Linked DNA regions of Homo sapiens: region 1 is linked to region 2. The links are chromatin loops, found by intact Hi-C in ENCODE. Cell type or tissue: HCT116. All regions are shown on one strand. Links, peaks and the distances in the headings refer to the core of each region. The heading gives the core; the rest is flanking DNA. Region 1 has its middle 27 kb from the start of CDR2-DT. Region 2 has its middle 13 kb from the start of LINC02890.

Region 1 (10,452 bases), core at 1,469-9,468, 220 kb after region 2:
TTCCCAGGCTGGTCTCGATCTCCTGGACTCAAACGATCCTCCCACCCTGGCCTCCCAAAGTGTTGGGATTATAGGTGTGAGACACCATACCTAGCAGAACCTAACTCTTAGATGAAGAAACTAAGATCCAAAGGGAAGACACAGCTCACCTCTTACAGGCCTATGCAGTGAACGCTATTTGTGCCCTGTACTCTGTTATGGGCTCTTATTACTTCATCTAAATCCCATGACAATCCCATGAGTGAGATATTACCAGCTCTGTTTTAGAGATGGGAAAGCAGATTAACTCATCCACAGTCACACAGCTAGTAAATGGTAAAACTGGGATTCATGCCTAAGTTTTTTTGACCAAGTTTTATTAAGGACTACTTTAATGTATTCCTGATAAGAATCCTCCATATAACTTTTTTAAATAATCAGGTCACATAAAATAAATCAAGTGCATTGACTGAATAAACTGAAATCTTGTCACATATCAACTAATGATGGAAACCTTGCAACTCAGGAAGAGAAAAAAGAAAACAGGAAGGAGAAAAAAGAAGAAAGGGAGGGAAAAAAATAAAAGAGAGGCAAGGTCTGAGAATTAGAGGAAATTTAATTTGATGGTAAGAGCTTGGGTTTGATTGTCTGTTCTTCAGTCTGCTGGTTACATTAACCAGAACATTGGGAACATTAATTTCTGCAAGGTCTTAGTTTCTTGAAAATGGGGATAACTTTGATTGTCTGACAATACAATTGCTGTCTATCTCCCCAACTAGACTATAAGTACCACAAGGACAGAGGCTATGTCCGGTTTTGCTCACTGGTTTTTGTCTTCTCTGACATGATTAGTGAGACAGTTGGCTCAAGCAAAAAAATCATTTTTAAAAGAAGAGACAGTAACCATTCCATTTTAACTTAACTATACTCATTCATAAATCTTTTCTTTGGGTTTTTCGCTGAGTATATGTCCACTGATGAAAGTGCTGGGCCGGCTGGGCGCGGTGGCTCACGCCTGTAATCCCAGCACTTTGGGAGGCTGAGGCGGGTGGATCACGAGGTCAGGAGATCGAGAACATCCTGGCTAACATGGTGAAACCCCGTCTCTACTAAAAATACAAAAAATTAGCCGGGCATGGTGGCGGGCACCTGTAGTCCCAGCTACTTGGGAGGCTGAGGCAGGAGAATGGTGTGAACCCAGGAGGCGGAGCTTGCGGTGAGCAGAGATCGTGCCACTGCACTCCAGCCTGGGCCACAGAGCAAGACTCCATCTCAAAAAAAAAAAAAAAAAAGAAAAAAAAAAGAAAGTGCTGTGCCATCTTTCTTGTATAAACAGGATCCATATTACATGATAGACAGTTTCTACTGTCAATTATAAAGAGAACCTCAAGTCACTTATGAAGCAAACTCAGTACAAAATATCTTTAGACTTCTTTGACTTTCCCCTCAAAACATTTAGTTTCCACTGTATCAAACGTGATAGTAATTGTTTACAACTCAATTTTTTTCTCTTCTCCTTCTCCTTCTTCTTTTGTATGTTGCCTAGGCTGGTCTCAAACTTCTGGCCTTGAGCAATCCTCCTGTCTCAGCCTCTCAAAGTGCTGGGATTACAGGCGTGAGCCACAATGCTTGACCCTACAACTCAATATCGAGTCTTCCTAAAGCATTCAACTTAATTTTCATAAAAGTAACTTTCATTTCACGTATATATTTCCTGTTTATAAAATATAAGTACAATTAAATTTTGCAATTGCAGTAACAAGTACGTCTGACATTAAGAGATTTGAATTAAAAAACACTGACCCTTGGTAATGATACACTGAATCATGGGAGTAGAAAAGTACAGGTGTCCTCAAGAGTAGCCATTTGGTCACAAACCTACTGCGCACATGTGAATAAGTACATTTTAGAGCCATGGTCTCCAACCATTTTGGCACCAGGGACCAGTTTCATGGAAGACAATTTTTCCACGGACCAGGGGGGTTGGTTTTGAGATGATTCAAGTGCATTACATTTATTATGCACTTTATTTCTAATATTATTACAGACCGGTACTGGCCTGTAGCCTAGGGGTTGGAGACCCCTGTTTTAGAGAGAAGGAAGAGCATCAGATAACTTGGAGAGTTCATTACAAGACCCACTGTATTGAATCCTCAGCATTTACCACATTGCCTGACACAAAAGAATAAATCGATAAATATTTGTCAAGTCCATAATGTCTACCACTCAAGGCTGCTGCAAGACCTGAATGAGCAAACAGTCATACAAGCTCATTTGGACATTGGCATTTGGTAAATGTTAATGCCTTTCCCTTTCTCACTGTTCAAGACATTTTATTTATTTGTAACCTATCTAATTCAAAAGGAATTTGAAAGGTGAAAAATGTTTACTGAAGTTGTTGCTTGTTTATGTATTCATTCAACAGAAGGAGTTTTGAGCCAGTCAGTTTTCCAGGTACAAAGGAGACAAAAGTGAAGATAGCGCCCTGGACTGTAAGGAGCTCACCACCTTGCCTATCACCCCAAATATGAACTTAGCAACAAAACTCTGCAACAGGAAAGGAATTAGAGAAATCCAGGTAGCTGGCAAATCTTTCCTCAATTTAATTTGCATTAAAAATAAAAGAGGGGGCTGGGCGCCCTATTTTATTATTTGCATTAAAAATAAAAGTGGTTCACATCCATAATCCCAGCACTTTTGGGAGGCCAAGCAGAAGGATCGATTGAGACCAGGAGTTCAGGACTAGCTTTGGCAACATAGCGAGATCCTCATCTCTACAACATATATATATTTAAAAATTAGCTGGGCCTGGTAGTGTGCACCTATATAGTCCTAGCTACTCAGGAGACTGAGGCAGCAGGATCTCCTGAGCCCAGGAGTTTGAGGCTGAAATGAGCTATGATCACACCACCACACTTCAGCCTGAGCAACAGAGCAAGACCCTGTCTTGAAAACAAACAAACAAACAAAAGAGGTTTTGCAGCATAAATGTTTTGACAGAACTAATAAAGAATGTGCCTCTGTCTGGCCGGGCGCAGTAGCTCATGCCTGTAATCCCAGCACTTTGGGAGGCCAAGGTGGGTGGATCATCAGGTCAGGAGTTTGAGACCAGCCTGACCAACATGATGAAACCCCGTCTCTACTAAAAATACAAAAAAATTAGCCAGGCGTGGTAGCACGTGCCTGTAATCCCAGCTACTCAATCGCTTGAACCTGGGAGGCAGAGGTGGCAGTGAGCCAAGATTGCACCACTGTACTCCAGCCTGGGCGACAGAGCAAGACTCCATCTAAAAAAAAAAAAAAAAACAATGTGCCTCTGTCTTAAAATAATACATTTCTCTCTAATCTGCAAAATAGGACACGTATGAGAAAATATTTGCCAATCAAATACACTTTATAGCTGATCTAAAGTGCTTACAATCATACCAAAGAACAGAACCTCTCATCATCAGCTTAGGCTTTTTCAGCTAAGAAAGGATAAGATGGACCTTGATTTTTAATTTTAATTCTTGCAATGTCACAGAGTAAAGGTCATTTTACCTAATCGTCCCATGTAATAAAGCATATTGCCATATGTAGAACATACAGCTAACTGAGATTTCACTTTGCTTTCTGATATTTAACCCTGTTGTAATATTGGCTGTGTGAACCTGAGAAATGAAAAACTGTGATGTCGTTTTAGAAATGGGGAAAAGTTGCCCAGGGCAAACAAGCATGAATATATCTGATTATATTCTGTCCCCTGGTTCCTAGCAATGCCTCTTATGATTGTCTTTCAGATATGTGATTTGTAGTGGCAATATAACTGAGATATGGAGACTCTGATAGGTCCTGCCTACATGTGATATTTTTGTAGCTAACATTTGAAAAAGTATACTTACTGCTGATTAAACTTTAGTAAATCTGCATCAACCATGTCAGCTAGTGGCAGGGTAAACAAGGAAACCGAAGCTCACACGATAACCCTAGAAAAAATGTTAAAACACATATGAAAATTTTACAACTAGGAGGCACAGCTTTTGTTAAAAAAGAATAAAATGAAAGTTGACATTTGATTTGCAAGAAGATAAAAGGAAATGATATACTATAAAAGTAAAGCTATATTAGGCATACCCTTCTATCCTCCCAAATATTATATATCTATGAATATATAATTCTCTTTTAAAAGTGAAATAACTACTTTCACTTGGGAATTTTAAAAATGATTTTTATGCTTCTTCCTCATTCCAAATGACTAAACTCATTTAATCTGCTTAAATTATTAATAGATTCTAAAGGACAGGAAGTGCCAGGGAAATTAATCACACAGACATCTTTCTCTTGATATCAGAAATAGGATACATTAAGAACTGAGAAAGGGCATATAGCATTTTAATTATGATAGAAGAATAAAAATGAGGGGGATGGTTTAAGTGAAGAAAAAGCAAAAATATTCATTCTAAAAATTACTATAAACTATCATTTTACATATTATACAGCCAGGGCCACCCTTACAGACTTATAGAATAGTTATCTGCATGGGGTTCTAATGTCTTGAAGTTTCATAGGGATTCAATCATTTGAGTCAATTATTACAGTCTCCACTACCAGTTTGTTCAAAATGCAAATATGTCTTCATGAAAATTTTCTCAAGTTGTTCCAGCAGGGACCTGGAATAGAATGTATTAATTCATTCACTCAAAATGAGTGACTCATGCCTGTAATCCTACACTTTGGGAGGACGAGGTGGGTGGATCACTTGAAGTCAGGAGTTTAAGACCAGCCTGGCCAACATGGTGAAACCCCGTCTCTACTAAAAATACAAAAATTAGCCAGGCATGGTGGCTGGTGCCTGTAGTCCCAGCTACTCGGGAGGCTGAGGCAGGAGAATTGCTTGAACCTGGGAGGTGGAGGTTGCAGTGAGCCGAGATCACGCCACTGCACTCCTGGACAACAGAGTGAGACTCCATCTCAAATAAAACAAAAAACAAAAACAAAAACATTATCTTTTCTTTTCTTTTCTTTTTTGAGACAGGGACTCACTCTGTTGTCCAGGCTGGAGTGCAGTAGCATGATTTCAGCTCACTGCAGCCTCCACCTCTTGGGCTCAGGTGATCCTCCCACTTCAGCCTCCTGAATATCTGAGACTACAGGAGTGCACCACCACACCTGGCTAAATTTTTATTTTGTGTAGAGACAGGGTTTTGCCATGTTTCCCAGGCTGGTCTTGAACTCCTGGGCTCAAGTGATCCTCCCACCTCAGCCTCCCAAAGTGCTGGAAGTATAGGCATGAGCCACTGTGCCTGGCCCAAAACACATTTTCTAAGGACCAACTATTTGCAGGAACTGCAGTAGGTAATGGGCCGCAGTGGTAAGAGACTAGACCCTATTCACAATAAACTCAATCCAGTGGGGACTACAGATAGTCGCAGGTAGAGGAAAAGCACCACAGCAGAAGTAAGCATAGGGCACTGGAGTCATATAGGAGGGCCACCTAATCCAGATGAGGAAATCAGGGAAGGCTTCCCAGAGAAGCACATGCCCGAACTGTGGCCTAAGACACGTGAGGACAGGGCCAAGCAAGAAATGGGGAAGAGCTTTCCAGGCACAGGAAACTGCATCTTCTAGACACAGAGGTGTCTGAACCAGGAACTGCAAAGTATTTCTGTATGGCAGAGAGTACAGTGTAAGTTGAGGAGTAACAAGAAATGAAGATGAAGGCTGGGCACAGTGGCTCACACCTGTAATCCCAGCACTTTGGGATGCCAAGGTGAGCAGATCGCTTGAGCCCAGGAGTTCAACACCAGCCTGGGCAACATGGCAAAAACCCATCTCTACAAAAAATAAAAATTAAGCTGGGCATGGTAGTACACATCTGTAGTCCCAGCTATTTAGGAGGATGAGGTGGGAGGATCACCTGAGCCTGGGAGGTGGAGGTTAGAGTGGGCCATATTTGTGCCACTGTACTCTAGCCTGGGCAACAGAGCAAGACCCTGTCTCAGAAAAAAAAAAAAAAAGAAATGAAGACGAAAAGATAAAGAGGGACTATATAACAAGACATCATAATGTCATCATTTCGAAATACCCTGAAAGCAATAAGAAGCCACTTAAGATTATTAAAGGTACTTGGGAGGCTGAGGTAGGAGAATCGTGTGAACCCGGGAGGCGGAGCTTGCAGTGAGCCAAGATCGTGCCACTGCACTCCAGCCTGGGCGACACAGTGAGATTCCATCTCAAAAAAAAAAAAAAGATTATTAAGCAAAGGAAGAGCATGTTATTCTAGAAGCAATATGAGAGAGGGAGTTGGAGAGACTGGAGACTATAAACTAGGGGATCATATGGGAAGACTGTATCCTATTCCATGTAAGAAATGAGCTATAGGAATGTCAGTGGAACTGAGAAGAGATGGATTCAGGGCACATTAGGGAGATAAAACTGCTAACAATTAACAGTGTGTTGGACCTAGGTGTCAAAGAAGAGAGAAAAGGCAAAGACAACTTCTCGGTCTCTGACTTGGGCAACCAGATAGATGGCAAAGCCATTTCCCGAGATGGCAAATAATGGCAAAAGAGCAGATTTGGCAGCAAGATCTTTGATTTGGACCTGCAGAATTTGACATGCCTGTGATGGAGGCAAAGTGGGTGCTTGGGGGAGGAGGAGAGGTTGCAGAAATAGGAGGAAGAGTTGAAGGAGAAATAGAAGCTCAGTGTCTTTTATACGTGGCAGCAGTATTTACTAAATATATTTTTGAGACAGGGTCTCACTCTTGTCACCTAGGCTGGATGGAGTGCAGTGGTGCAGTCGTAGCTCACTATGACTTGAATTCGTGGGCTCAAGTATGATCCTCCTGCCTCAGCCACTAGAGTAGCTGGGACTACAGGCATGTGCCACCAAAAAATTTTTTAATTTTTTATAGAGATGCGGTCTTACTCTGTTGCCCAGGCTAGTCTCAAACTCTTGGCCTTAAGCAATCCTCCAACCTTAGCCTTCCAAGTAAATTTTTTAATAGGTTAAAAAAAAGTAAGTTTACTACAAAATTTAATGTATGAAATTCCTTCATAAAACAAGCCATTAACATTCAGACAATTTGTCAAAAAGGTACAATGACCTTGCCTAGAAATGAATATTAAACTCAGTCCGGATCAAAAATGTGTCACTGCTTGAAAGGGCAAATAGTAAAATTTAGTGTAATTTTGAGACTGGAACCAGCATTTACTTACATGATAATAGTGAGATAAAGAGCCAAACAGTAATAGTATTGCTTTCCCAGGAGTAACATTACAATGGAGGCTGTTCCTTCTACATAGAAAGAAATTAAGATGATCTTATGGTAATCAAACTTTTTCAGCCAGGACTGACTGATAAGTACAAGGCACTGAAATGGAAACAGAATGGCATTGTGTTAAGATGGAACTCCACGCATTATTAAGCTTACTTACTCTTGCTGATGACAAAATAAACATTCTTATTGCAAAATAAATTGCTGGCCAGGTGTGGTGGCTGATGCCTATAATCCCAACACTTTGGAAGGCCAAGGTAGAAGGATCACTTGAGCCCAGGAGTTCATGACCATCCTGGGCAACATGGTGAAATTCTATCTCTACAAATAATACAAAAATTAGCTAGGTGTGGTGATGTACAGCTGTAGTCCCAGCTACTAGGGAGGCTCAGGTTGGAGTACTGCTTCAGCCCAGGAGGTTGAGGCTATAATGATCTATGATCACACCCACTGCACCCCAACCTGAGTGACAGAGCAAGACCCTGTCTCAAAAAATATGTAATAAATAAATAAATTTGCTTCTGAATTATAGTGTCAATTGAAACACACAATTAAAACTATCTTGCTTAGATATGCCATTATTATCCATATATACCAAAAATTGATTATGAATGGTAACTTTTTTTTTTTTTTGAGACAGAGTCTCAAATCTGTCATCCAGGTTGAAGTGCAGTGGCATGATCTTAGCTTACTGCAAACTTTGCCTCCCAGGTTCAAGCAATTCTCATGCCTCAGCATCCTGAATAGCTGGGATGACAGGCAAGCACCACTGTGCCTGGCTAACTTTTGTATTTTTAGTAGAGACAGTGTTTCACCATGTTGGCCAGGCTGGTCTCAAACTCGGGCTCAAGTGATCTGTCTGCCTCGGCCTCCCAAAATGTTAGGATTACAGGCGTGAGCCACCACATCTTGCCTGAAATGTACTTTTTACCCTAAAATCAAGCATCAGGGTAAACAAGAGTTAGCATTCCTTGCTAACTGTGCCCTGCCTAACTTTATATGTTTTTATCATTATAACAGATTCATTTTAAGAGCTCAGACTTAGGTTTTTTGCATTTCTTGCTATCAGTGAAAAAGTTCATTGTTCTAGACTGAAAAGTTTATGCTAAATATACATATGTACATTAACAAAGATCAGAAGATACTCTTTGTTTTCAATAAAAAAGCACACATTGTTTATCCCTGATAAGTTTTCACTAACCAAAAGTATGTGCATTATAGTTAGAAGAGAATTTTGAATGATGTAAGTAGAATACAGATGTTCTTTAATAAACATAAGGGTTTTTTTTACCCTGACTGATTTTTTGACTGACTTTTCTACTTTCAAGGAACAAGAGTTCATTTTCTGGATACTAAAAAACAATGGATCAGTGATTGATGTGGTCCAAGGCATTTCTTAGAGTTCTGTAAGAGGAAGTATATAAAATACCCCAACAAGTCCAATTATATTCTTAAATATTATTATAATATTATAAAGGAACACATTTCCACATATTGAAATGCAGCTGCTGTTTCTCCATCTCTAGTACATAAACATACAAAATACAAGAAGTTAATAATGTAAGAAATATGTGGTAGAGTGGAATGTGCAAGATTTTTTTTACAGACAAGGTCTTACTATGCTGCCCAGCCTGGTCTCAAATTTCTGGGCTCAAGCAATCATCCCAAGTAGCTGACCACAGGCATGCACCACCACGTCTGGCTAAAAAGTGAAAGATTTTGAAATCAGATGTCCCTAGGTTTAAATTCCAGCTTTGCCACTTTTACCAGCTATTTCTTCACAGACAAGTTACTTTACCTAAGAGGCATTTCCCCCACCAAGACAAACTTTCTCTCTCTCTCTCTCTCTCTCTCTCTCACTCTTGCTCTCTTCCATTTCTCTTCTCTTACCTAGCACCATACTCAACATATAAGGCACTTAATAATTGGTAGCTATTTTTCTTGTGTCCAATATATAAAAAGATATAAGCCAATGATGAGTAGTATCACAAAAATCATGAAAGAAAAGAGAAAGACCGCCTTTTTTTTTTTTTTTAACTAAAATAAAGCCTTCTACAGATGAAAGATTTTGGCTCCCCATTCAACAGTGTGTTCCAACATAAGTGTTGGCAAACCTGTGGCAAAGGAGCCTACATCAAGACAGAGGGATAAAGGCAGTGCTGTGCTCACAGTGAAAGTCTAATAGATACCTGCTGCACTGAGTTGGCTGTACATAATAAGAGCTAACATTTCTAGAGGGTTTATTTTGTGCCAGGAACCGTTTTAAGTACTTTGGATGTTTTAATTCATTTAACCCTCATAATAATTTCCTTAGGTAGGCACTATTTTTTTGTTGTTTTTTAAGACAGGGTCTTGCTCTGTCACCCAGGCTGGAGTGCAGTGGCACAATCACGGCTCCCTGCAGCTTTGACCTCCTGGGCTCAAGCGATTTTCCCACCTCAGCCTCCCAAGTAGCTGGGACTCCAGGTGTGTGCCACTATGTCTGGCTATTTTTTTAAATTTTTTATAGAGACAGGGTCTCGCTATGTTGCCCAGGGTGGTCTTAAACTCCTGGGCTCAAGTGACCCTCCCACCTTAGCCTCCCAAAGTACTGGGAGCCATTGTGCCCAGACCAGTAGGTACTATTTTGATCCTCATTTTACAGATGAGGAAACTAAGGCACAGAGAGGTTGAGTAACTTACCTAGGATTGCACAGCTAGTAAGTGGAGAGCCAGGCTCCTCCTGGGCAGACTGCAGATCCATGCTCTTAACCCAGTTACTCCTCTGCCTCTCTGGGGAGTGTAATATGGAAGAGTGACAGACCTATACCAACAGTTATTAGGGAGACAGAGTATTTATTCATCCTTTTCTCCTTTATTTATTCAACTCCTCAAAAAGAAAACCAGCCTGAGGGCTGGGTGCGGTGGCTCACGCCTGTAATCCCAGCACTTTGGAAGGCCGAGGCAGGTGGATCACTTGAGGTCAGTAGTTGGGAGACGAGCCTGGCCAACATGGTGAAACCCCATTTCTACTAAAAATACAAAAATTAGCCAGGCATGGTGGCACATGCCCGTAATCCCAGCTACTTGGGAGGTTGAGGCAGGAGAATTGCTTGAATCTGGGAGGCGGAGATTGCAGTGAGCTGAGACCATGCCATCACACTCCAGCCTGGGTGGCAGAGCGAGACTGTCTCAAGAAAAAGAGAGAGAGAGAGAGAGAGAGAGACTGTCTCAAG
Region 2 (10,452 bases), core at 1,531-9,530:
GTGACTATAGTTAATAATAACGTATTGTAAGCAAGGTGTAGTGACTCACGGCTGTAATCCTAGCCCTTTAGGAGGCCGAGGTGGGCAGATAGCTTGAGTTCAGGAGTTCGAGAGCAGCCTGGCCAACATGGTGAAACCTCATCTCTACAAAAAATACAAAACTTAGCCTGGTATAGTGGCGTGCGCCTGTAATCCCAGCTACTTGGGAGGCTGAGACATGAGAATCACTTGAACTGGGGAGGGGGAGGTTGCAGTGAGCTGAGATGGTACCACTGCACTCCAGCCTGGGCAACAGAGCAAGACTCTGTCCAAAGTAATAATAATAATAATTAATAATAATAATAATAATAATGTATTGTATACTTGAAAATTGCTAAGAGTAGATTTTTTTTTTTGAGACAGAGTCTCACTCTGTTGCCCAGGCTGGAGTGCAGTGGTGTGATCTCGGCTCACTGCAACCTCAGCCTCCTTGGTTCAAGTGATTCTTCTGCCTCAGCCTCCTGAGTAGCTGGGACTACAGGTGCACCACGACACCCTGCTAATTTTTTGTATTTTTAGTAGAAATGGGGTTTCACCATGTTAGCCAGGATGGTCTCTATCTCCTGACCTCAGGTGATCTGCCTGCCTTGGCCTCCCAAAGTGCTGGGATTACAGGTGTAAGCCACCACGCCCAGGCTAAGAATAGATTTTAAATGTTCTCACAACAAAAAAAAATAAGTCTGTGAGGTGGTAAATATGTTAATTAGGTTGATTTAGCCATCCCACAATGTATACATATATCAAAACATCACACTGTACACCATAAACATACAATTTTTTTTCTGTGACAAGGTCTCTCTCTGTCGCCCAGGCTAGAGTGCAGTGGCACAATCATCACTCACTGCAGCTTTGAACTCCTGGGCTTAAGCGATTCTCCAGACTCAGCCTCCTGAGTAGCTGGCACCACAGGCACATGCCACCATGCCCAGCTACTTTTTGTATTTTTTGTAGAGACAAGGTCTCACCATGTTGCCCAGGCTGGTCTGAAACTCCTGAACTCAAGCTGTCCTCCCACCTTGGCCTCGTAAAGTGCTGGGACTACAGGCGTGAGCCACCACACATGGTCAACATTTACAATTTTTATTTGTCAACTAGACAACAAGTAAAAGAAAAATGTGCAAAAATATATAATACATTAATGTCACACACATACATCAATACAGAGCTTTATAAGCTGAAACAATTCACATCAAACTGGCAACAGTGCTTGTTTCTCGAGATTATCTAGGAGAGTGGTTGGTAAACCTCTTTTGTAAAAAGCCAGATAGTAAATATTTTAGGCTCTGCAGGCCTTAGGGGCTCTGTCATGACTAATCAGCAATTCCTTTGGAGTGTGAATGCAGCCACAGATAATATACAAATGAATGAGCTGTGTTTTAATAAAACTTTATTTCAATAAAGACAGCGAGCCAGATTGGGCCTGCAGTAGTTTTCCAACTCCTGGTCTGGAGAACCAAGAGGAGAGGTGTGAAGCCTCTCATGTTTAATTTTTTTTTTTTTTTTTTTTACAGGGAGAATGAAAGCATCTCTTACATATGTAATTAAAATGAATTTGAAACAAAGATGTGGGTGTATTAGTCTGCTTAGGCTGCTAAAAGAAAATAGTACAGACTGCGTGGCTTTAAAAACAGACATTTGTTAGCCAGGTGCAGTGGCTCACGCCTGTAATCTCAGCACTTTGGGAGGCTAAGCTGGGTGGATCATTTGAGGTCAGGAGTTCAAGACCAGCCTAGCCAACATGGTGAAACCCCATCTCTACTAAAAATACAAAAAAAAATTAGCCAGGCGTGGTGGCGTATGCCTGTAGTCCCAGCTACTCAGGAGGCTGAGGTAGGAGAATCACTTAAACTCGGGAGGTGGAGGTTGCAGTTAGCCAAGATCGCACCACTGTACCCCAGCCTGGGTGACAGAGCGAGACTCTGTCTCAGAAAAAAAAACAAAAAACAAAAAACAAAAACAGACATTTATTTTCTCACCTTCTGGAGGTTAAAAGTCCATGATCAAGGTGCCAGGGTTGGTTTCTATAATTTCATAAATACATACATACAAGATTGACTGATTTATTTATTAAGAGATAGGATCTCGCTATGTTGCCCAGGCTGGTCTCGAACTCCTGAGCCCAAGTGGCCCTCCCACCTTGGCCTCCCAAAGTGCTGGGATTACAGGCATGAACCACCATGCCCAGCTCAGGGTTGGTTTCTAGTGAGCCCTTTCTTCCTGGTTTGCAGACAGCTGACTTCCCACTGTATCCTCACATTGTCTTTTCTCTGTGCTTACACAAAGAGGGAGGGGAAGAGGTGCTCTCTAGTATCTATGCTTCTTCTTCTAAGGACATCAGTCCTATTAGATTAGGGCCCCACCCTTATGACCTCGTTTAACCTTAATTACCTCCCTAAATGACCTATATCCAAATACAGTCAAACTGGGGGTTAAGGCTTCAACATATAAATTTAGGAAGGACACAGTTCTGTCCATAACAATGGGCCATGACTTGTATCCTGTAACAACAACACACAGGCTCCTTTTCTCAGAATCCTGGACAAATCAGTCAAGATCATGATGATTCCCAAAATGAGGAGGCCCAGCCAGAGATTATACCTTCCTCCTCTAATTTTCTTCTCCTTCTCCCTAAGGGTGTACTGTTGTCCTGCTCTAAGAAGTCTTTGCCCCACCACTCGCTTTCCCTTGGATATCTCCTTACCTGTTAGACATCCTAGAAAAGGGTGCATTGAGAAATAACTATGGCAATAGACCCAGACCCCCTTTGGTTGACCTGTAGCAGCACAAAGCAGGCCTCTAATTCCCCAACTTTGAAGAAAGAAAGAGACACAGGACCAGAGCCTGATGAGGGGTAATAAGGTGAAGACCTTCAAACTTCTAAGGTCTAAGTATTTTTTTCAACATGTATTTAGGAAGACACTGGGCCTATCAGGGGAAAGGGAGAGACGATGGGTGTGTGTTGACAATGCACAGCCTCTCCTATGCATCCTCAGCAATTCCTCTCTGATCCGACTGCATGCCCCAGTCAGCAAAACCAAAGCCCCAAAATCAATAAGGCCCCTTACAAGGCCAATTAGCAGCCACCTGTGATTCTACTAAGATCATACCCCCTTCTGCAAAGAAAGGAGAGGTTCCCATTCCCTGTCCCAAAGATGTGAGAGTTGGATTCTTTCCAGCTGCATTTGGTAGTCTCCCAGAGTGTTCCCATGGGTAAAATGTTCTCCTCTCATCACATTTCCGGAACTTTTTAGCATCATAGACATATTTTAATGTCCTTTATAAGCGAACATTGCATGCAGCGGCCTGGCTGGCCCATCCCATAATCCAGCATTGAAGGAACGTAAGGACTTAAAGGTGAGAAAGACACAATCATTCTTTCTTTTTTTTTTTTTTTTTTTGAGACAGCGTCTCACTGTCACCCAGGCCAGCGTGCAATGGTAGTGGCATGATCATAGCTCACTGCAGCCCCAACCTCCTGGGCTCAAGCAATCATCCCAACTCAGCCTCTGGGGTGGCTGGGACTACAGGAGCACAGCATCATGCTCAGGTAATTTTTTATCTTTTTGTAGAGATGGGGTCTCACTTTGTGGTCCAGGCTGGTCTTGAACTCCTGGACTCAAGTGATTCAAGTGATCCGCCCACCTTGGCCTCCTGGGATTGCAGGTGTGAGCCACCACACTCAGACACAATCTTTCTTAAAGTCTCTCTGTCTCTCTCTCTCTCTCTCCCCGCAACCCCCTCCCCACCCCACCACCCCCCCACCGGCTCGCTCTCTCTCTCTCTCTCCTCTCTCTCTCACCCCCCTCTGAATTTGGCTAACCTTCTATACTGGGACTAGCTCTACCTGTCTGGAGCTCATCTTGTTGGTGTAAGATGGAGAGTATTCTTCACAAGTCCATGCATCCACCCTCTTTAGGTGAGCCAGCCTCTTTGGAGTAGTAATGCCCAAGTTTCATGGGCTTCTTGTTCTTTGTAAGTATACAGTGATTGATCCTCGTGAGATTACTTAACGGTGTGTGTCTGCTGGTGGAACCCTAAAGGCTGGGCAGTGGGCCAAGGTCATAGCACCCAGCCAACGAGCAGGTGTCCCTGACAACCCAAACATCCCACAGCATATCTGGGATTATACCAAGAGAAAGTCTCATTGTATGCAATAGGTAAAGAGCCAAAACAGGTAGCTTAATAGCAGCTTACAGACAGGAGGCGGGTGGGTCTCTGGAGCTGTCTTGCCGCCACCCAGGAGTACCCTGTATGTAAGTCCCAATAAACTCATCTACTCATCAAGCTGGACTGGTCCGAGTCATTCTTTGGTCTCTTGGCTCCTTCCCAGTTTGGGGGGACATTTTTTCATACAGTACCAGGTTTTTCTCATAACATCCTGTGGCTCAGAGGCAGGGGTACTTTCTTCTTCACTGTTGCCTCTCATCTATAGTTGCAAAACAAACTTACACCCAGATTACCTCTCCCTGTCAAGGAACTAGATCAGGTATTTTTATAGTGCTGCTTGACCAAATGAAAAAGAGAAGAATCTAGAATAGCTTGGAAATTTCTGGGCTGGGTCTCATTACCCAAGCTAGGAAAATACAAGAAGGTCCTGGGCTAAGGCAAGGAAAGAGGCGATGATTTGTTCTCTTTGGGGCTATGGTAAATTTGAGGCACATCTAGGATATCCAAGTAGAGTGTCAGATGTTCAAATCTAGAGCTTGGCCCTAGAGAAAAACCCACATCAAAAAAGGGACAAAGAATATGATCACTCAGTTCACAGAAAAGGACAAAAACAGCTCTTAAATATAGAAAAAGATGTTCAACCTCACTCATAATATAAGAAATGCAAATTGACTACCTGGATAACATTTCTCACCTATCAAATTGGAAAAAACCCAAACGTTTGGTAACACATTTTGTTGATAAGGGCTGTGGGGAAACAGGAATGCTTCTACATTGCTGGTGAGGATTTAATTTCATATAATCACTCTGAAGAGCAATTTGGCACTCCAGTGAAATTATGAATGTACATATCCTTTATTCCAAAAATTCCACTTTGGAGAATTTATCCTAAGGATATACATGCACAACTGTGAATTGTATTTGCACGAAATTACTCATTACAACATCATTTGTAATGCAAGTGTATTAGTCAGGGTCCTCGAGAGAAACAGACCAACAGGACACACACACACACACACACACACACACACCCTGTTGGTTCTGTTTCTCTAGAGAACCCTGACTAATACAAATGTGTATGTATAAGTACATGCATATATATGTGAGTGTGTGTTTGAAGAGGAGAGAGAGAAAGGGACAGAGAGAAAGAGAATATAAGGAAATGGCTCACACAATTATGGAAGCTGAGAAGTCCAGACCCAAGAGAACCGATGCAGTAAGTTCTATCCAAGTCCATGTCTGAAGGCAAAATAAGACTGATGTCTCAGCTCAAAGACAGGCAGAGAAAGAGCCTTACTTAGCCTTTTATTTTATTCAGGCCTTCAATAGATTTGATGAGGGGCACCCACAGTAGAAGACAGTTTGCTTGATTGATTCAGTCGATCAATTCAAATGTTAATCTCATCCAGAAACACCCTCATGTCAAACACACCCAGAAATAATATAACCAAACATCTGGGCAGCCTGTGGCCCAGTCAAGGTGACACATAAAATTATCCAACATGACAAGCAACTGGAAACAGCTCACATGCCTATCAATAGGAAACTGGTTAAGTAAATGATGGGACATCCAGACAATAGAACATTGTGCAATTACAAATTTTAAGAAGAAAAAGAAGAACGAAGATATTCTCTATATGCTATCACAGAAAGATCTAAAGTGAAAAAAGCAAAGTGTAGAATTTGTGTGTAATATGATACATTTGAAGGAAAATGAGGAAAAATTACAATTTATATATCAATCTTTTTGCATACGTGTAAAGAACTTCTGGAATGAGTCATAAGAAACCAAGAGTGCCAGGCGTGGTGGCTCTCACCCATAATGCTAGCACTTTGGCAAGCTGAGGCAGGACGATCACTTGAGCCCGGGATTTGGAGGCTGCAGTGAGCTATGACTGCACCACTGCATTCTAGCCTGGGTGACAGAGCAAGACTTTGTTAAGAAAGGAAATGAAAGGGGCTGGGGGAAAGGAAAGGAAAGAAACGCAAAATTAAGTGCAATAATCTCTCATGAGGACAGAAACTAGGCATATACAAGACAACGAAGAGAGAGAATTTTTACTAACTGTTTATACTATCTGGATTTTTAACTATGAAAATGCAGTGCCCATTCAAAAAGATTTTAAATAACTGAGAAAGGAAAAAAAGAGCTGTGTGCCTAGGAAGGTACAACTTGGAAGCCATCAGCACACAGCCAGCATTTAAAGCCATGAAGAAGGTGAAGTTGTCTAGACAGATGTGAAGAGAGAAGGAAGTTTAAGGAGTGGGGTAGAAGAAAAGGTGGTGGGGAAGCAGTCCGAAAAATAGAAGACAGAAGAGGCAGGTGGTCTCAGAGGGTATATAATGGTCTCACAGCAAGAAATATAAAATGCAAACTCAAGCATTTGGCAGCTGGGTCGTTTTGGGTTGATATATTTAACCAGATAGTCTGTATTGTGTTTGCACTTTCTGTAGGAAATATATCATGTAGTTACATTTCATCCTTGGAATTCCTCTCTCCTGTGAGTGCAACCTGATTTGAGATGTAAATAAACTGCGGAGATAATGCCGGAGTCTCGTCAGACGCCCAGTTCTCCCGCCAGCCGAGGATGGGAGTGATGATGAATGGTGCCAGGCCCGCTGCATAATCTTTTCTGTTTTAATACTCGATTATCATGTCCCTCATCTTCCCTGGACCCAAGACTCAACACATTAAAATCTCTTTGTTTCTTCCACAATGCTTCTATCTCCATTGCATCTCCAGCCTCCTTTAATATTGTTCATTATTGAAGGGAACACAGGAAACCAATTACCCAGGTGGCAGCCGGAGTTGGTCATGTGCCCACCCAGCCGCACGGAGAGACCGGTTCCCTGTTCAGACGAATGAGAATCCTCACGCTCTGCCAAGTCCCTCACCTGTCCTCAGGCTCCTGGGAGCCACCACTGACATGGCCACACATGCGTTAGACATTCACGTTCAGCTAATTCAATTGGCGTTTGTCAATGCCAGGTGCTTTGGGAGGGCCAGGCAGTTCTGCAGGCAAAGCAGTTGTTCACACAGTGGTTAAGAGCAGAGACTTCCAGAATACCTGAGTTTAAATCCTGAGTCTGCTGATAAAGCTGTGTGACCTTGGACAAATTCCTAACCTCTCAGTCCCTTTGAGTTCCCATTTGTAAAATGGAAATAATAACAGTACCCACATGTTGTGGGTTAAATTGTACCCCCCCCAAAAAAAAAAGATATGTTAAAGTCTCAACCCGTGGTACCTGTGAATGTGACCTTATTTGGAAATAGAGTCTTTGCAGATGTAATCAAGTGAAGAATAGGTCATGCAGAATTAGGGAGACCCCTAAATCTAATGACTGGTGTCCCTATGAGGAAGAAGAGATTTGGAGACGCAGAGACAGATACATCAGGAAGGCCACATGAGGCCACAGCAGAGAATGGAGAGATTCATCTGCAAGCCAGGGAATGCCAGTAACCACGAGAATCTGGAATATGCAAGGAAAGATTCTTCCCTTAAGGCTTTGGAGGGAAATATGGTCCTGCCAACACCTTGACCTTAGACTTCTAGCTTCCAGAATTATGAAAGAATAGATTTCTGTGGTCTTAAGCCACACAGTTTGTGGTCATTTGTTACAGTAGCCCTGGGACATTAATACCCCAGCTCAGAGGGTGTCAATTGACATCAGAGGGTGTCAAATGAGGATTGATTATACATGCAACACATGCAAAGTGCTTAGGAGAGTGTCTGACATCTGGTGAATCATACAAGTGTGGCGTAATTGTTATTATTTGTTGATATTATTGTGGTTGCTTTGTCCCATAAGCAGACATCCCTTATCATTACAGCAATAGCAGACAATGGACAAATAAGTTGCCTGCCCATCTGCACAGACACCTGGAGTTGACTATCGGCAAGCAGGCTCTCAGTCCATTCCCTGATACAAGGGAAGAGGCCAAGCTCTTCCATGTACGGGGCTTGCATTGCTCACCTTTGCAGGGAAATTGTAAGAGGGAGGATGCCAAGCACATGTCCATAGGTTGACAACTTTCTAAAGACTGAACTGGTTTCTGTTATACTGAGACCTCCTAAGGGGAAGAGTCAATTCCTTAGTCAACATAATTGGGGCAAGGGAAGCACATTGGTGAAGCACATGGGTCTTGGGGTCAGAGTATCTGGCTCAAATCTCACTTCTTCCACCTACTAGTTCTGTGACCTTCAGCAATACTTTAGCCCTTTTTTTTTTTTTTGAGACTGTGTCTCACTCTGTCGCCCAGTCTAGAGTGCAGTGGCGTGATCTCTGCTCACTGCAACCTCCAGGTTCAAGCGATTCTTGTGCCTCAGCCTCCAAAGCAGCAGGATTACAGGCATGCACCACCACGTCCAGCTAATTTTTGTTTCTTGGTAGAGATGGGGTTTCGCCATGTTGGCCAGTCTGGTCTCAAATTCCTGACCTCAAGTGATCTGCTCACCTTGGCCTCCGAAATAGCTGGGATTACAGATACAAGCCACCCTGCCCAGCCCTTTAGCCTGTTTCCTCATCTGTAAAATGGCAAAGGCTAACATAAAGTGTATCATAATGTATTGGTGGATAATCTAGAGTGGATAGAAAAGGGCAAGTTTTTTCAGGGCCAACACAGCTCCCTTGGTCCTGCACACACACACACACACACACACACACACACACACACACACACATATCTGTTGGCACTCTGAGGTCACTCTCACACCCACTGTCATTATCTGTTCCCTGTAATTATCTGTTGAATTTTTTGCCAAAATTATTTACCATTCAGTCCTCTACAGAAAAAGTTTGTTGATCCCTGCTTTAAATCAACTCACTTTTTAATTTAAATGCATTTCTAAATAGGACACATGATATAGCCAATGTAATTGAAAACCAGCATTTCTTGCCATAGATGGAAGGTAACAATAAAATAAATGTGTAACTACAATTATTAGTGTGAGTCAAAGAAAGAACACTCAGAGTAGAAGGAGAAAAAGGAGGATTTATAATAGCAGGGAATCAGAGGAACTCGGGGGAAATAGGCCATTGAGAAAGGTAGTGAAGGCTGTAATAGAAATACTGCTCATCACGAGGGAGCAGAGTAAATAAAAGCGTGAGGGAAAAGGACACTGGGAACCAAAAAAAAAAAAAAAATGATTTCTTTTCAACATCTGAAAGTAATAAGCATAATTTATAAACTAGATTAGAAAAGAACATCTCAGCACATTTATAATGAAAACTGCTGATGCTAATGAGAGCAATAACATTTAAATAGAAATCTGTTTACCTTTGGGAAATTCATGCATAACTTCAATGCTGTACTGATTAACTTAAGGACCAGGGACTGGACTGATTAACCTTCCTGGGTTTTTGTTTTCAAAAGGGGAGTTGGCTGAGGTGTAACAGCCTGACGAGAACTCAACAGCCTAAACCTATGATTGGGAGTAATTGGAACCAGTAGAACCGAAGTCAGAGTAGCCAACCTGGCCATATGCTACAGTTCTTTCCGGTATGAGCATCCGAGGTTTCTTTGAAAACCTGAAGAAAGCTATGCTCCTCCTTCTCAGAAAAACACACAAAAATACACACACCAAAACTTTTGCATTTAATTTGTTTTACATTTGAAATGTATGTCTTGTATATCAATATAAGTTAAAAGCTGTCTTAAAAAAAAAAAAAAACTCCTGATCTAATTATTTTATAACTTATTCTAAGAGTTAAGGCCTATTTAAATGGTAAAGGGGGTCAATCCAAAATTGCAAATAAAACAAATGTTTAAAATTTTCTTCTTCTCAAAATCACATTTTAATGAAAATACTATAATTTCTTGGCTTGAATCAAAAGTTGGCTTTGTGAAGTAGTCTTTGATATCAATCCCAAATCAATTTTAAATTTTCCGTTAAATGGCACTAAGGGTCAAAAACCCTGAACCCCCAAAATGCACAGGAAAAGACAAAATTAACATTCCCATTGCTTGCTTTGCCAAGTTAGAGTGGGGCTATGTCAATAAACACCAAATCCTCCAAGACTTGGTAAATTAAATTCATGTCGCCTGTTTTCTTTTGTCCTTAAGTTAATGAGGCTGGGTCAACGAGGGAAGAGTTTATGAATCTATCATTAAATTTGAAGATGATCTGAGTGTAAGTAACCTTCAAGTGACTTCATCAGTGTTTCAAGGTGTTTTCAGATTTGGTGCGCCATGAAATTTATAAGGCTGTCATTTTTGGCTCCAATCTGCAGAATCGCTTTCATTCA

The links. Hi-C counts contacts between places; a loop is a spot of excess contacts. Peaks named below come from ENCODE experiments on the same cell type or tissue, not always from the same donor. Only the 100,000 strongest peaks of a DNase experiment are listed, where the experiment ranks them.
Region 1: a loop joins it to region 2, with 2.8 times the contacts of the local background. A loop is called at or near these places in 1 of 110 quality-filtered maps.

The regions. Positions count from the first base shown.
Region 1 is chr16:22,396,184-22,406,635 of GRCh38, reverse strand. It overlaps the pseudogene SLC68A2P. Among named protein-coding and RNA genes, the nearest start is that of CDR2-DT, 27 kb to the right of the region's middle. In HCT116, for the core only: no CTCF peak of the experiment used is centred there; DNase peaks (open chromatin) are centred at 4,266 and 4,666; H3K4me3 peaks cover 707 bases; H3K27ac peaks cover 1,904 bases.
Region 2 is chr16:22,620,922-22,631,373 of GRCh38, reverse strand. No RefSeq gene overlaps it. Among named protein-coding and RNA genes, the nearest start is that of LINC02890, 13 kb to the right of the region's middle. RefSeq lists an enhancer at 6,534-7,056. In HCT116, for the core only: no CTCF peak of the experiment used is centred there; no DNase peak of the experiment used is centred there; H3K27me3 peaks cover 2,673 bases.